Linked DNA regions of Homo sapiens: regions 2 and 3 are each linked to region 1. A link is a contact called in ENCODE Hi-C or POLR2A ChIA-PET data. All regions are on one chromosome and are shown on one strand. The core of a region is the stretch at or near the end of the contact, and the rest is flanking DNA. Distances in the headings are between cores, read along the strand shown. Region 1 holds the start of GLMN (glomulin, FKBP associated protein). Region 2 overlaps TGFBR3 (transforming growth factor beta receptor 3). Region 3 has its middle 15 kb from the start of RPL5.

The links. A loop is a pair of places that touch in the nucleus more often than their neighbours do. ChIA-PET counts read pairs that join two places held with the same protein, here RNA polymerase II (POLR2A). Pooled maps may share reads with other maps.
Region 2: a loop to region 1 is called in a map with no recorded cell type, with 3 times the contacts of the local background. The contact joins the enhancer-like site here to the promoter of GLMN in region 1. A Hi-C loop is called at or near these places in 1 of 37 single-sample maps with no recorded cell type and 6 of 50 pooled maps.
Region 3: a loop to region 1 is called in a map of heart right ventricle, with 5 times the contacts of the local background. The contact joins the enhancer-like site here to the promoter of GLMN in region 1. A Hi-C loop is called at or near these places in 3 of 168 maps with a recorded cell type or tissue (heart left ventricle and heart right ventricle), 6 of 37 single-sample maps with no recorded cell type and 8 of 50 pooled maps. POLR2A ChIA-PET finds 5 or more read pairs at or near these places in 1 of 52 experiments (T-cell).

What each region holds. Positions count from the first base shown.
Region 1 is chr1:92,297,371-92,300,400 of GRCh38, forward strand. GLMN (glomulin, FKBP associated protein) reads right to left here and starts at 1,617. Exons shown (of 19, transcript NM_053274.3): 1 at 1,555-1,617; 2 at 591-659; 3 at 34-159. The coding sequence starts at 629. It overlaps RPAP2 (RNA polymerase II associated protein 2), which reads left to right and starts at 1,689. Exons shown (of 13, transcript NM_024813.3): 1 at 1,689-1,776; 2 at 2,824-2,869. The coding sequence starts at 1,704. RefSeq lists enhancers at 715-1,611, 1,183-1,652, 1,873-2,102 and a silencer at 1,114-1,451.
Region 2 is chr1:91,711,981-91,715,010 of GRCh38, forward strand. It overlaps TGFBR3 (transforming growth factor beta receptor 3), which reads right to left. Exons shown (of 17, transcript NM_003243.5): 13 at 263-562. Among named protein-coding and RNA genes, the nearest start is that of TGFBR3, 170 kb to the right of the region's middle. Within about 2 kb of position 1,636, at least 18 of the 41 ENCODE cell types and tissues checked have a DNase peak (open chromatin) inside an H3K27ac peak, as active enhancers do.
Region 3 is chr1:92,815,988-92,819,017 of GRCh38, forward strand. No RefSeq gene overlaps it. Among named protein-coding and RNA genes, the nearest start is that of RPL5, 15 kb to the right of the region's middle. Within about 2 kb of position 1,529, at least 4 of the 41 ENCODE cell types and tissues checked have a DNase peak (open chromatin) inside an H3K27ac peak, as active enhancers do.

The DNA of each region.
Region 1 (3,030 bases), core at 367-2,866:
AGACTGAAAAGTAAACACCAAGATTGTACGCACCTTATTCTTTTCATTTTGAATAATTTCTAATAGCTGGTCTGTGTGCCCTTCTTCTATGCATCTTTGCCCAGCTAACTGAAATAGGCCAAAATCCTCTTCTTTAAAGTCTTGCTCTTCTAGGATTTGCTGGCAAAAAAAAAAAAAACCCAAAAAACAAACAAAAAAAAGTATATGCAAATAAAAATTAAATACAATAACTTCTTGATTTATCTATGAAAAAAGGAAATCTGTTTAAATTCTAGATAAATGTAACGTAAATAACACACGTATCAAAATTAGGATTACCCTAATAAATACTTTAATAAGTGACCTTGAAATCTACTGTACCAGTGAAATCTATGAAAAGGATCAGGATTAAAATGTAAAAGGTTATTTAGATAAGTATGTCACCTGGAGAAATAATCCAATCTGCCTCCCCCACTCATGCTCTTTACAGGTCAAAAAAAGCAAGGATTAAAGAAGATAAACAATTTGAGTGACCACAAATATAATTAAAAACAATCTGTGCCCTTCCCATATTTTGAAAGGTATTTAATTTTACAAAAATTAATACTTACACATCTCTTTATTATAGACTGAAGTTCCTCTACAGCCATTCTTATTTCTCCTAGTTTCGATGCTAAAATCTACAAATACAAAACACACTGTTAACTATCCGTGATATTACACTTAAGTATTCAAAAGTTATGTTTCAGTGTGATAAATTATTAGTAAATACAATAAAGAAAATGGAAAGTTTTTGTTGTTGTGTTTTTTGGTCCAATAGCATGCTAGGAGAAAATGTAAAGTTTTAAAGTTGAAATGTTATTACTGAATCTTAGTATGTTTGCCTAAGAAAATAAAGTGTTTTTTTAGAAGCCCTTATTGCATGTTTTAAGTTTTCTAGGAGCATAGTTTTGAAAGCTACTTTGAAGGAAAAAAAAACAAAAAAAACCTCTCGAGCACTCCCAAGAGGCGAGGCATATACGAACTAAAGGGCTTTTAAAAAGCAAAGCACTTCTTTTCTGAAAAAAAATTTCCAAAAGGTGGACCTGAAATCAAAATTCTAATCATCAGGGGATTTTTCATTTTTAATGTCTCACCTCACAAAAATTGGGGTGCAACACAAGCTTATCTATAGGGGGTGAAGATTCAGATGCCCTCCATTCCATTTCTCTCTAGGAGTTGCAGTCCCCAAAGTGATCAATCCAGCTAGTGAAATCACTGTATCACACGGAGACAAGACAACGGCGGCCTTCAGGAGGAGACCATCGCTTCTCCTGGCGGCAAGGCTCGGCCCCAAGCCCTCAGTAGGGGCGCGAGTCAGCCCGGTCCTCAGGGCAGCGCGCTGGAAGGCGAGTGAACACCCCAGCGCGCGTGCGGGCTGCATCAGAGGAAGCCATGTCTTCCGATTCCTGCTCGCCTAGGTGGGCAGGCTCCACCACCTCGCGTGGCCTAGTCGGCCCGCAGCACCAAGTCCGCCGCGGCTCACGGCCAACCGCGAGCCCTGGCCACCCTGAACCTCTCCACAACTCCACTTACCGGCCAGAACCCTCGCCTCTCCCAGCCGCCGCCACCTCCTCCGGCGTCTTAGCCCGCTCTTCTGGCCCCGCCCCGCGCTACGCGTAGGGAGGCGGGGCCTCGGGGCGAGACGCCGGAGCGTGTCCCCGTCCGGCAGACTACTCTCCCCCATGGCGGACTTCGCTGGGCCGTCTTCTGCCGGCCGCAAGGCCGGGGCTCCCCGCTGCTCTCGAAAAGCCGCAGGTAGGAGCAAGGATCTCTTCCCACTTTTGGACCCTGAAAGCTGGGCCCCGATCTCGAGTTATAGACCGCAGCGCGCGGGCGCTCCTGAAAGGCTGCTTCAGGGGAGGGGTTCTCCCAGGTAGAGTAGGCCGAAAGCTTCCCACCGCCGTCCGCACCTCCTGGGAAAGATTTCCTGGCCGCCCCTCACCCCTTTACGCCAGTGTTCCAAGATTTCCCTCACGCGGACTGTGGCCCCAGCCTCTGAGACAAAGGACAGTGGAGGCCCCGGGAACCCAGGCCTGGGGTCCCCGGGTTTCGGGGCAAGTGACTAGGGCAGCGTTGGCAGCTGGCCTTGAACCTAGGACCGGTCCTCCTTTCCAGATTGCTTGGGTGCCCAGTTCTTTAAGGTGCCGGACTCCCCTCTTCCCCCAGAGAGGACGTTTGGCAGACGGAGAGAGGTTTCCCCTAAAAGTACCCAGATCTCAGATTTTCAGGAGTGGTTAATTAAGCAACTATGATACAGAAGAAAATTCAATCCCCAAAGAGATACATTTTAACCAAGAAAAATTAGACAGTAATCAATTTGCAAAAACAAATTGCTCTCCCTTCCTATTTCATTTTGATTTACACACGATTGGACATAAAATATGTGGAAAAGAAGAAAAGGTGGTCTACAGTTTGTTATTTGTGTAGGAATCTATCTTGTACCTAATGTGTTTGTGTAGACCTGACCTACTGCCACCATGTGTAGCTTAACTGCGGGGATGCATTTTGAGAAATAAGTTGTTAGTCGATTTCATCCTTGTGTGACCATCATCGAGTGCACTTACACAAACCTAGATGGTACAGCCTACTTACACACTAGGCTATATGGTACAGCCTATTGCTCCCAGGCTACAAACCTGCACAGCATGTTACTGTACTAAGTACTGTAGGCAACTGTATATCTAAACATAGAAAAGGTACAGTAAAAATACAGTATTTTAATCTTATGAGACCGCTGTCTGTATGCTGTCCGTCGTTTACGGAAATGTCATTATGTAGCACATGACTGTATTTTTATTGTAGGTACTAAACAGACAAGTACTTTGAAACAAGAAGATGCTTCTAAAAGGTATGACAGCTACATGGACAACTACATTGGCATATCTACTTATCTTGTATTACTTGTACCAATTTTAAAACAATAATGGTTACCTTTTTTTTTTTAGAGAAAATTATCATGAGAGGGAAGGGAAAGATCTGGGAAGGCCTATAAATTCTCACATAGACTGT
Region 2 (3,030 bases), core at 386-2,885, 590 kb before region 1:
TCTCCCTCCATGGAAAAGCGTCTTGATTTATCACTCGTAAGGTACTACTAAGTAGCACGCATGGAAAAAAGAAACTCATGCTGTCAGGATTTATTATCTAAGACTCCATAAAACTCACAGTTCCCTGCTAATAGTGACTTTAATATTTCAGTTGGGCAGTTCCAAAACAAAAAACCTCAACCTGCAAGACCTTGGGATTAAACTTTTCTGCCTCACCTAAAAATGCCAAAATAACCATCCGAATGGATGAAGGCCCACAAACCTTAGGCAACTTCTGGGGGTGCTTCTCCATCTTCGTACACAGCGTCAGCTCACACTGTAGAAAGAGCAGTGAGGTGTTGAAGACAGGCTTGAAGACAAAGCTGAATCGCTTCTTATCCATGTCAGCTTGCGGGATAGGAAAGTGCACTCTCTTGGGACTGTAGAATTTCACAGATTCATCTTTAGGACAAATATTCTCAATAATGGTGTAATGAGACATCCTATCAGGGTTCGAATATGGAGAGATAAAGCACGTTTGGATGGCAAATCCCAGTTCTTGTTCAGCCTTAGTAACAGATACCTATGAAAGAACAGAAAGATGAATTAGGAAATGAGTTAGCATCTCACTTTCACTTTAGGCACAAGGACCATATGCCAAGACAGCCCTTCAGATGACACGCTGCTTTATCTTCATAACATAGTTATAGCCTTCTTTCTAATTACAAAAGTAACACACACACATTGAAAGAAAAAGATATTTTCCACTTCAATTTGATATAGATGATGACAGTGAATTATTTCTTTCAAATATTAGTCCATTAGATTCAAATACAAGATGAGTAAGTCTCTTCCACCTCCCAATGAGTCCTCTGAGAGCTAAAAATAAAAACATATTTTGCATTTAAAGTGGATTTTCCGAAGTAAATAAAACACCAGTAGGCAAAGTCCCTAATGTTTTAATAGTACAACACTTATAAGCTAAGCTCTTTTTAAAGACTGACCAAAAAATAGAGTTCAGCGGCAAAATCTATTTAACCTAGGCAGGAAGACTGAGCTTCTAAATTGCAAAAAGTCAGAGTAAGCCTGATGAGAGTCCTGCTTCATCGGCGAGAAGGCAGAGCTGGCTCCGGCGCTGGGTGTCAGTGACGGTGCAACCTGGAGGCCATCATGGGCCTGGTAAAGTGTCCCAGCTGCTCACAGATCCAAATCAGCCTTGCCAAGTACTCCCCCTTCGCTCCATAAGCCCAGGGGTAGTTTAGGGGAAATCTAATCTGGAAACGTTTCCGACTCATTTATACTTCCCCCTTTGAAAACACTTGTATGGGCTACGTCCAAATTTTGTTAAGGTTCTTTTCCTTAGAAACAGGAAGTAATGTTTAGCCAAGTGTAAACAGAATTCAAACCTCAACTATCCTGAACTTAGCTAAAATCCCCAGACCAGAGGAGATTCTCCATTTGGTGACACGTGGATCACTGCATGAACTGCCCCTCCCTGCTATGCCTCATTCTTTGACTAAATTTAGGATCAAAATAAACTTAAACACTTGTAGAAACAGCTAGTCCTTACCCATAGACCAACAGCCGCAGAATCATTTCAAAAGACATGGAGATAGAAACAGACTTTCCACGCTGAGATACCCAGGGGAAACCCCTGACATCACATGGGGCTTTGAATCCGCAGCACTGTTGTGAAAGATTCCTACGTGGTGGTTAACTGCAGGACACTCAACAGTGAAAATGCTAATGAAGAGGATTCTGATAATGTCACTGTGGTGACATTCTGTAAATACTAACACTTCAGTATTTTTGCAATACTTCTGAAAAACAAGATATTCTATCTTGGAAAGGTGGCAAATTACATATGTGCTATTACTAAAAACTGCCGTTTAACATGAACTCAGAAACCACATGCCAAAATGTGTAACAGAGGGACTGCAAATCTCTTCTCTAATCTCAAAAGAAAGTATGTAGCGGCAGAATGTCTAAGGTATCCCAAAAAGGGATACCTTTGTAGCAGAGGGAAAAAATATATATTATTTTTTAATATATTTTATGTATATATAGTTTATATATATAAATTATCAGCAAATCTTTTACTAAAAAGGATTTTACTTTTAGACCAGAAGTGAGTAGGAGAAGGACTACGGGCTTTGTAGTGAGACGAGCTCATAAAAATTACATGCTCTCCTGCTCACGTGCTGGGCACCGAGACTCAGTTTACTCACCTACAGAATGAGAACACGAATACCCACAAGATATCATAATTGTGAAAACTAGCAAAGTAAAAGTTACATGCAAACAACACAGTTCCCAGAGTGTCAATAAATGCTACCTATTAGTAATAGTAGTATTCTAGATTTAAAATTTTGGGTTATTAACAACTGGGTTTGTAAATTCCCCAAGACAAATGAACCAAAAGAAAACTGCCATTATGTGACCAACAGTCACCTGGAGATGACCAATGAACAGGTGGCAACACTGTTAACTTGGATTATGAAAGGGACTGTATGGTGTAGAGGGAATAGAGGATAAACTATGAGAAATATAGGTGATATATGAAAAGGTATAAATGGGAAAACAAGAATGGAAAAAAAAAACTACCAATAACACACTTCAAGTAAGCCAGCATTTGAAGGATGGGGGAAAAAACCCAAAATATCCAGGGTAAGGTACAGGAGGAAGATTGACCACTGATTAGCATAAATCAGCAAAGCCAGGCATAGATTTGGAAAAGAACAATCTGCAATTATGCAGCACCCCTGAAATCCACAGCGCAATAGGGTGCTGTTGACCAACTGCCCATGTGAACTGTACAGCCAGAAAAGCAAGAGAAAAACAGCCATCTTGGCTTAGGAAAAGCATGTAGAAGGCAGTATATTTTCCCCAATGGAGAAAGAAGGTGTGCTCAAAGAAAGAGAACTCTCAGAATGGGGGAGGGGCAGAATCCATATGATCAAGGAAAACAACATCTAGCGCCAGCGGGCTCTGTCCCAGAGTCAGTGCGAATGTGAGAGTTATGTGTCTTTCCAAAACAGAAACACGTGCACC
Region 3 (3,030 bases), core at 279-2,778, 520 kb after region 1:
AGGAGCAGGCACCACCTTCTCTCTCTGAGGCACACACTCTCAGTTTGAGAGTGTGTGTGTGTGTGTGTGTGTGTGTGTATTTGTGTATGTAGAGATGAGGTTTCACCATGTTGCCCAGGCTAGCCTCGAACTCCTAGGCTCAAGTGATCTGCCTGCCTTGGCCTCCCAAAGAGCTGGGACCACAGGCATGAGTCACTGTGCCTGGCTACCAATTCTTATTATATGGATTTTAAATTTCCAAATAATAAAGTTAGAAACTAGTTACCCTTCCTTGCGACGTGAATTTTCAGGCCTGAAGATTTGTGTTAGGCAGTGCTTCACCTTCCCAAAATAATTCCCTTTGAGAATTATTTCAGATGTCAACTAGGGAAGCTCTTTCCCCTCAGAAAAGCAGTTAAATTCCACTCAATCTTTCAGTTTCTGAGGTCTGTAAAATCCAATGTCCTAACCAGGATTCCTGCTAATTCCCAGTGACTTATAATTTCATGATCATTTCTGCCTTCAGCTCATATTTTGGGGCGTGCTGTTTTTGTTCCTCTTTCATTCATGCCAGCCCAGAATTTAGCCCCACATGACTTTTCAAAGGAAATTCATTTCCACCAACATTTTACGGATTTTAGTAGACTTCACTGAAGATAGTGGGATCATGGAGAAGAGTCAATTCATAGAAAGCCATCACGGTGGCTTCACTCTCCTCTCTTTCCTTTCCCCCGTCTCATTCATATGACTTCCTTTCAGAAGCAAAGCAAATTCTTCCCCTGGCTCTGCCCCTGATGGAGACAGGGTCTTGCTATGTTGACCTGGTTTGTTTGTTTGTTTTTTAGAGAGATGAGATCTCACTCTGTCGCCTAGGCTGGAGTGCAGCTGTGTAATCCTCCTACTTCAGCTCCCAAAATGCTAGGATTACAGGTGTGCAAAGCAAATTCTTCGCCTGGCTGTCTGCATAGCAGTTTTTCAAGCCTGATGCTTCAGCAAGTCCTTGAGGCCTCACCCTCCACAGCAGCACCTTATCCAAGTATTTCCTCCAGCAGAGGATTCTAGTAGAAAAAAGAAAAAATATAGCTATTCTATTATAGAAAAAAAAAAGCTTATTTTATTCTGGAAAAGAGGACTTATTCTATATTCTTCAACAAGTGTGTAAATAATGGTGACAGTAAAATTTAAAAAGTCTCATCTAGGAAGTCATGTTAAGTTTCTACTTTTGGTGAATGAAAAATTATTGGTGAATGAAAAATTATTCTAAATTGGGTGGGTTTTAAAGGAAAAAATCATCTAGAGATTTTCTTGCCTGGGCCTTTACTTAATCTATGATGGGGACAACACCAAGGTTTAATGATTACTTCAGCAATAAATGACCAAAGAAAGTACACATGGTGATCTAAAGGCAAACATTCTAGTTTAGTAAGTAAGTTAAAACTATATCCACTTTGCCCATACTAATGCTGATCAGAACCTGTTTTTCCAATGTAAATACTGCAACTACACTGGTTGTGTTACACTTAAAATTGGGCAAAGTTCAAAGAATCTCAATTGCACCTACTCCAGGAAGCCAAGTGTTATGGGTCGTTGCAGATGACCAACCAGGGACAGCTTTAGGATTTTTACACAGCAGGAGCATACAGCAGCTTTCTAGGTGGAGAGGTAGGGTGAGAGAACAGGTCTTGAAGGTGCATGTACATAGCACTTTATAAAAATTGAGAAAATACTAATCGTCTGTATCAATGATGGGGGTGCTAATGAAGACTGTAGGGATACTAAAGCCCATTCTCTCCTTTGGTGCTACCCATGGCCCTGGGGGCTGAAATGGTCTGGAGTCTTTCTGACTTGTTGGTTTCAAACTTGAAGCCATCCAAGAATTGTTTCAGCCCCTTTTGGTATTGAGAATATATAAATTCACTACTACTGATAGCCTCAGACATTCTTGAAAAAAGGAGTCCCCACCCAAGGCTGGTCTTTGTCTCAACCAAAGACTGGCAGCAAGGATTCATGGGTTAAAGAGAGGGGCAAGAATTAGGAGGTAGTGGGTCTAGGAGGTAAAATCAATTTCATAGCTGAAGGAAGAATGGCCATTTATGTATTATAGAGGACAAAATGCAAAAGACAGTTGTGGAACACATACAGGTTATACCATATTTTTGGACCAAACTCAGAAGTGCACATGAATATGACCTGTGTACAATCCATGAGGTCCTGTGCTTACTTCCTGGTTTTAGGATAGCAACACTTTGAATTGCAAAGTCACTTACTGACATCTAATGACCCTGTCATTAGCCGCCTTCTCTCTCTGAGGCATTGCCCCAAACACCCACAAACACACAAACTCAAACTCACCTGCTCCTGCCCCTCTGTTACTGGAAACAGATGAATCTTGGCAAGCTTCTCCCAGGCTTTCACCAATATCCTCCTTCCCTTCCCAAATTTTAGGCCAGTAGCCAGTAGCTGCACCCTTCTTCAGGTATACTTAGATGGAAAGAAGTAGGTCATTTGTTCATTTCCCAATTTTCTTTCTGCCCCTAGAAATACAGCTTCATCTTCTGGCAGCTTGCTGGCCACACTCCTCCTTCTGGTGAGTAGAAGCACTGCAAGCAAGACCAAATTACCCCTAATCCACTGCAAATCTCTATTTGTCAAAACAAAACAAAACAACAACAAAACACCTCAAATAAAACTAGAGGCCAGGCCTGGTGGCTCATGCCTGTAATCCCAGCACCTTAGGAGCCCAAGGACATCATATTACCTGAGGTCAGGAGTTCGAGACCACCCTGGCCAACATGGCGAAACCCCGTCTCTAATAAAAATACACAAAAACTAAGCTGGGAGCAGTGGCTCATGCCTGTAATCCCAGCACTTTGGGAGGCCGAGGTGGGGGGAACACTTGAGGTCAGGAGTTCGAGACCAGCCTGGCCAAAATGGCGAAACTCTGTCTCTACTAAAAATACAAAAAGTAGCTAGGCGTTCTGGTGTGCGCCTGTAGTCCCAGCTACTTGGGAGGCTGAGGCAGGAGAATCGCTTGAACCTGGGAGGCAGAGG